Linked DNA regions of Homo sapiens: region 1 is linked to region 2. Evidence: chromatin contacts called from ENCODE Hi-C or POLR2A ChIA-PET data. All regions are on one chromosome and are shown on one strand. The core of a region is the stretch at or near the end of the contact, and the rest is flanking DNA. Distances in the headings are between cores, read along the strand shown. Region 1 holds the start of LINC02873 (long intergenic non-protein coding RNA 2873). Region 2 has its middle 31 kb from the start of MIR8052.

Region 1 (3,444 bases), core at 622-3,121, 38 kb before region 2:
TCAACTGTTCTGGAGCTCCCTAAGCAAATCCACAGAGGTCTCTAATGCTAGGTTAAACTCCGGGTTATTTTAATACATCGTGCTGGAACAACTGCAAAAACAAAAATACAATGGGAGGTTGAGGCTGCGGTGAGCTGTGATTGCACCACTGCACTCCAGCCTGGGCAATAAAGCCATACTCTGTCTCAAAAATAATAACAATAATACATTAAGAAAAAGAATTGAACCTTGATGCTTACCACACACCATATCTAAACATTAACTTAAAATGGATCATAGGCCTACAACTAAGTGCTAAAACTACAAAAACCCTAGAAGAAAATCTTTGTGACTATGGGTCAGACAGAGTCTTCTTAGATATGACACAGAAAACATGACTTAGAAAAGAGAAAAGCGATAAATTGGACTTCATCAAAATGAAAGGCTTTTAGTCTTTGGAAAACATTGTTAAGAAAATAAGACAAGCTACACATTGGGAGAAAACATGTGTAACACATCCATCTCTGTCCATGTTTGCTCACATTTCAATGTTAACTCTTAGCTTTATAATAAAATGGAAAGGATACCTTTTAACGGGGCATCACACTAACTGAAATAAAATTGGGTTCTGTGACCAAGGCAGAGAAGAGGAACGCACACTGGGTAAGCAACCAAGAGTGTGCTACATGTACAATATAAAATTATAAAAGAAAATAGAATCTCAGCAGGTGGTAGGTAACCAAGCAGGTCCCACAAGTCTGATCCTGTCTGCTGCAAGGTAGTAAGGGCAGAACATCATCTCTGCCCTGGATTCCCATCTGTGCCTAACACAAAGGAGGCCAGGGGAGAGAGCTCATGTGCTGATCTGGAATGCACAGACTACAGAGAAAAGGGCAGAAGAGGAGAGACCACCACGGGTGGAGCTGTCCACAAGGTGTGTGGAGGACATGGTCCTGAACTTGGCCTTCAATGCAAGGGATGTCAGGAAGCCAGAGGAAGGAGAGCAGGCCTTGGACTAGAGCATGGAAACAGGTGTTGGGTGCTACCTTCAAGGACCAAGAAGGCAACATGCCCTACCACAGCAGGAGGGGCATGCTGAGAACAGGAGCTGAAATTTCTCTGAGCCAGGTCAAAGCAGAGGCCGAAAGTGCCAGCCAGGGAATTTGGAGCTTGATGACAAAGTGGACTGGCTCTCCTAGAACCATGGGGTGACTTGATGAAAGTTGATTCATTCAGATCTGCTGCTTCTCCTCCAAACAGGACCCTGGTGATGGACTTTCTCCACACCCACCTTCAGGGAAGATGCACTCATTCATTTCAGCAGAGGAACGTCCCTCTTGCTGCACCAGTCACAGGCATTGGTCATGGAGCACCAGGGCTCTCTACTGCGGAACCTCATGCAGCCTCGCAGGCTTTCTCAGCACAGCACCCAAAAAACATTACCAAGTAGTCAGAACAGGCATTTGGGACACACCCAGCATGGTGGGGGCTGACAAACCCTACCCTTGTTCCCCCAACCCCACCCCCGCCTCCAGGGCCTCCCACTGAACATCTACCCCACCTCCATCGCCACCATCATTTCTCTTCTGCTGTGTGTGTTCTTCAGGCAGCAGCTGTTTTTCCTGTCACTGCATAATATTCATTTAAGCCTGATTTCACCTGGGAAAAATGCTGGAAATAAGCCAGACTCCAGAGTGATGTGGTCATGACCAGATCCCTCCAAGATGACCTGGAAAGCTGAGTCCACCTGAGCTCACAGGACGGCTGGAGCTGGGCCAGAATGGAGAGGCCGCTGGTGGGCCATGCCCCAGTGACCCCAGCCCGAGGGGTGGCAGCCAAGCTGGCGAGGAAGAGACAGAGGAGGACCATGTCAGAAACTCACAAGGACAAGTGAGGGGTCCTGGTGAAAGCATAATGAGTTTAATAACCAGGGACAGCCCTGATCATCCACCATCCAATGGTGTCCCCACCTGATGACTGGCAACCCATTCTATGGGTGGGTTTAAGGGTGGGAGGCTCTTTCATCCTGGAGCCTCTTCAGGTCTCCCAGAGCTGCAGTCGCCTCAGCAAGCAAAGCAGAAGAAAAGAGGCCACTGTGTTTATGGCTGGGGTAGCCGCTCTCATGTGAAAATCAGGGGGTGAAACAAGGTGCTTTTGAAACCTGTTCAAGGCCTCCTTCCCTCCCAGCAAATCATCAGAGGAGAGATTTTGCCTCACGCTTTTCTCTCATGCATGTGTCTGTCCCAGAGTCGCCATGGCAACACTGTGTATGTTTGCACGGCTGGAAGGATCCAGAGATGGAAAACGAGGCCAGGGTGGACCAGAGCAGGGAGTCCAGCAGGAATTCCTCTCTGATCCTCTGCAGGCGATCAGTTAACAGAAAGCTCCCTTGCCCTTCTGAGGTTAGTCATAGAGCCTGCTTCTGCCAACAGCTCACAGGAAAAAATCACAATCCTCAGCAGTGAGTCCTGGGAATGTGCATCAAAGCCTGTTTTCCCCCCAGCAGTTTTATCAGGTAGGGATTTGCCATGACAATTCCCCAGGCCCTGAAGCCCAAGGTGCCAGCACACACATGGCAAGGCAGCCAGTGCCCGGTCACAGGGTGGGTCCGGGAACCACCCCTCACTCGGTGGGAGACAGCAGGTATGTCAGGAAGTGCTCTGCCACGTCTCACCTGTTTCCCTCACGCCTGACACTTCTCTATGCCGCGTGGACTTGGAGAACCAAGCTCTGAAAATCTGTATGAGACCCTTTTTCTAGATGAGACATGCACCTCATGCTGATTCTCCCTCAGAAGACAGCCCCAGTGGGTGTTCTCTGTAATTCCTCAACAGACACAGCCAGCCTTTTAACCACTTCTTTGTCTCTGAATCACCTCCCAACCTTTTCTCAAATTGTGGGAGCCATAAACTGGATGACAGGGAGGATTCAGCCCAGCATGGAGCTCAAGGTGGGGCCAAGAACCGTATAAATGAAACTGATTTTTTGGCAAATCACGTGAACATATGCATATTGACCAGTATTTAAGCCAGTGTCTGACACATATTAGGTGCCCAAAAATATTTATTAAACAAATAAGTAAAGTTCCCATAGATAGCAGAGACATGGAAAGTGGTTCCCACCTAGAAGTTTGGTGAGTTTACTTTCATGGGGTACAGAAAGACTGTTAAATAGGAAGGGATGCTAGTCTAATTGCACTTCAAACCCATCCCTCCTCACTCCACAGCTCTGCCCCTTATATAAACCAATTCTCACAAAAACGTCAGGAGCAGGGAGTTCAATATTTACTTGGCCATGATGCACTTGGTAGATCTCAGTTGGCTGGTAGAGTGTATTTTTCCCACTCTGAGGGCCAAAGATTTTGGCAGATGGCAAATGGAGGTGAAGGGGAGACAGAGTAAGTTATATAAAATACCACTAACTCTCTTCTCCTGTAGGCAGTAAAAACAGCTTCCTAGATTATTA
Region 2 (3,570 bases), core at 915-3,414:
AGCTGATATGGCATCACTGCACTCCAGCCTGGGTGACAGACAGGGACCCTGTCTCAAAAAACAAAAACAAACAAAGAAATGCAATGATGCCTGCATAGTCCTTCACTTGATGATGCCTAGAATATTTAACTGCCCCACAAATGTTAGTTATTCATCATCACCATGATCACAACCACCGTTATGACTCACCTAAGTAAACAGTAGTCTGTGTGGTTCTAGAGAGAGTTCAAGAAGGTAACCTGGGCTACGAAAGGACTAGCTCATTTGGTGGAGCTCATAAGTTAACTAAGAGCTAATAGAGTCACCCAGAAACTATTATTAAAAAAGAAGGCTGTGGGGTCTGAAAACTGAGTTACAATTGAAAGTGGACGTCTGTCTGTGGACAGCAGCACAAGATAAACGGGCAGAGAAGTCTGTGAATGCTGGGGCAGAATGTAATGTCGCCGAGAGATCAGTCATCATTCATTCACCCATTCAACAAATATTTATGAGCACCTACTATATGCCAAGCTCTGTTTGTGGTGTTACGGGTACAGGGTTGAGCAATGCCAGGAAAGCTCCTACCCCCACGAGTTTACTGATGAGGCAGGAGCTAAGAGACAAAGAGGCAGGCAAACGGCCTAAAATGTGTCTGCAAGCAAGGGGTAGAGCATGGTTCTCACGGAGCCTGTGGCATCTGTTAAAGCTCTCTGCTGTTTCTATGAACCTCCTTTGAATGAGAACCCTAGGAGCAGTACAGAGGTAAAAAGAAAGACTTTGGAGCCAGTCAGGCCAGGGTGCGAGTCTTGGTTTAGCTTTGCTGTGTACCTAAGACCTCTGAGCAACAGCTCCCTTGATTCTCAAAGAAGCACAAAAACAACGTCCTTTCAGAGTGTTGCAAAAATTAAAAATGAGTATGTCAAGCACTTAATTTTGTGATGAATGTAGGATTATGTGTTTAATATAGTAGAGCTACTTTTCTGCTTATGCAATTTGTAACTTGGGTCATTATTTCTTCATCTATTCCTGTTTGTTTTTAGTAAAGTTCCTTTGCAAATATCATACTCTTAACTAAGGAAAAGGAAAGCGCAAGATGTTTGCCCAAGCTTTAGTGGTGCAGGATGCCATAGGCGGTGAGCATCTGAGAGGGTGGTGTTGACAGCTAAGCTCCCAGGTAGGACCCCTGGAGAAAAATTGCAGCCTTGGAGGGGGGCTGTATTCTGGTGAGGAAAGGCAGACTCTTAGGTCCCAGGGACCATGCTGGGCAAGAAGAGAGGTCAGAGTCACAGAGCAAGGCCCTAGTGATGAAAGTGTGCATGGGGAGAGCCTTCACAGGGGGCTTCCACATGCTTGCCCTTCTTCTCCTCAAGCCTTCCTTGACAGGGAGCTGTTTAATTCCCCGTTATGCTGCTTGCACTTAAGAACTGGGTGCAAATCATTGCTGCTACTGTCATTGCTGTTGCATGTTTTGTACTTTGCTATCCACCTTGGCTGCTGTTTTTTGTTTTTTTTTTAACTGTGGTAAAATACACATAACATGACATTTACTGATTTAACTTTTTTTTTTTTTTCTGAGATGAAGTTTCGCTCTTGTTGCCCAGGCTGGAGTACAATGGCGTGATCTCAGCTCGCTGCAACCTCCATCTCTCAGGTTCAAGTGATTCTCCTGCCTCAGTCTCCCAAGTAGCTGGGATTACAGGCGCCTGACACCATGCCCGGCATGCCTGTAATCCCAGCACTTTGGGAAGCTGAGGCAGGTGGATCACCCAAGGTCAGAAGTTCGAGACCAGCCTGACTAACATGGCGAAATCCCGTCTTTACTAAATACACATGCTTTAGCCATTTTTAAATGTACAGTTCAGTGGTATTATGTACATTCTCATTGTGCAATTATTGACTCTTTTGAGCCTCAAAGTCTCACCATCGGTGGAAGCAGGACTCACAGGAGCATGCCCATGTCCCCATCGCCCTAATTCCAGACCCGGGTGTTCTAGAGTTCCGTGAGGCTTTTCTTTCTGCACAGCAGAGAGTGGTCTGGGCACAAAGACAAAGCTCAAGGCTGCTGTGCTCTCACCTTTCATCTGGATTGTTGTTTGTGTGAAATTTAACATCGCTCACCTGCTTCTGACACGCATTTACCAGGATGTGACTCAAACAGAGCCCCATTTGGCTGACATCTGCCGTTCCCATCCTGCCTGACTCTGCAGGGAAGCTCCACTCTGGCAGAGGGAGCACAGTCGGGTTGCTGTTCCTGGCGAAGGAAAGCAGGGTTTGCTGCCTAACATAGCAAGGGACGAGGCAGGGTTCCTAGTTCTTCTCCCAAGGCCTTTGCTAACGCTCTGTGGGGTTTTTCAGGAAGTCACTGGGCTTAGCTATCTGTCAGGAGCAAAAATAACAAAATCAGTTTCTATACAGTTCCTCACTGGTGACTCATGCGACCCCAGATTCTTTTAGGTCCTCCAGATTCAAAACGTTTGAGAATGGTTAACCCTATTTTAGAAAACTGATCTAGTTTTTAATTATGATAATAACCCATGGTTATTTAATGCCTAGTAGATGCCAGCCACTGTGCTAGGAAAGCAAGTGGTCAGGTGACCTGAAAGATGGTTCTGAAGCCAGACTTTATCAATAAAAATGAGACATGGAAACATCATTGAGACTCTTGCCAGGCACTGTCCCTGCTAAGATGCTCAAAGGCCGGTTAGGTTAAACAGGGATGCTCTCAGGACAAATGCATTACCTTAATATTACCTAAGACTCCACTCTAGTGAGCTGGACTAGCCCACATCCCCAGTTTAAGAGCCTGGTCAGCACTCTTACTTAAAGCCAAGGTCTAGAGAAACTCCATGCCCTCCTCCCGCCGTGCCAAGCCCTGGTGTGGGCCCCCAGCTCATCCACTCCAACAGCAGGAGGAGGCAAGGAGGAGACCAGAAGGAGGCAAGTGAAGGAGAGGGAACCACTGAGAAGGGAAGACGCCAGCCCTTCTCCCCTCTCATCCATGCCTTCCCCTCTATGGCCAATTCAGGTGAACCTGCAGCCTCTGTTCCACTCTCACTAGCAACTGAGAGCCTCCTCCCTGGGGTTAGGAAGTGGTGGCCTTCCTGCTTTGAGTCTGTGGCAAGCAAGGTTCCTAAATCTCTGGCCACAGGGATGCCCAGAGGATTCTGGGAAGAAATCAGCGTCTCCCACCTTTGAGGAAACTTCAAGAAGTGGGCCTCAGGAACACAGCCACGTCTCTCTTTCCCCTGCAGTTTCTCAGTGGCGTGCTGTAATACCAGCTAAGCATACTTAAGACCTTTCTTCTAATTGCCAAACAGATGCCTTCAGTTCAGGGATGAGGGTGTATCAAGATCTGTAAGTTGTACACCAAATGCTCACAGGTTAAACAACATCAGCTCAGAGAGGAAACATTTATGTCTAACTTTCTTTTCCTTGTATCAACAAATGGCACTGCAGCCCCTGGGCTCTGCTCATTCCTCACTGTATTTGTTCTCTGGCTACCCGTATATTTTTTCTCTGGCTTCTGACAAATTTTACCCTGATTTTCAAACCCAAATGCAAATACATATTTTTCAACTTGCTAACCATCTG

Evidence for each region. Hi-C counts contacts between places; a loop is a spot of excess contacts on that map. ChIA-PET counts read pairs that join two places held with the same protein, here RNA polymerase II (POLR2A). Pooled maps may share reads with other maps.
Region 1: a map of mammary epithelial cell shows a loop between it and region 2 (2.8-fold over the local background). The contact joins the promoter of LINC02873 here to the enhancer-like site in region 2. A Hi-C loop is called at or near these places in 5 of 168 maps with a recorded cell type or tissue (PC-3, PC-9, mammary epithelial cell and 2 more) and 1 of 50 pooled maps. POLR2A ChIA-PET finds 5 or more read pairs at or near these places in 3 of 52 experiments (A673, PC-9 and activated T-cell).

The regions. Positions count from the first base shown.
Region 1 is chr11:130,671,383-130,674,826 of GRCh38, reverse strand. It overlaps LINC02873 (long intergenic non-protein coding RNA 2873), which reads right to left and starts at 1,871. Exons shown (of 3, transcript NR_164144.1): 1 at 1,639-1,871.
Region 2 is chr11:130,633,810-130,637,379 of GRCh38, reverse strand. No RefSeq gene overlaps it. Among named protein-coding and RNA genes, the nearest start is that of MIR8052, 31 kb to the left of the region's middle. Within about 2 kb of position 2,164, at least 9 of the 41 ENCODE cell types and tissues checked have a DNase peak (open chromatin) inside an H3K27ac peak, as active enhancers do; they include PC-3, PC-9 and mammary epithelial cell, where a contact is called at or near this core.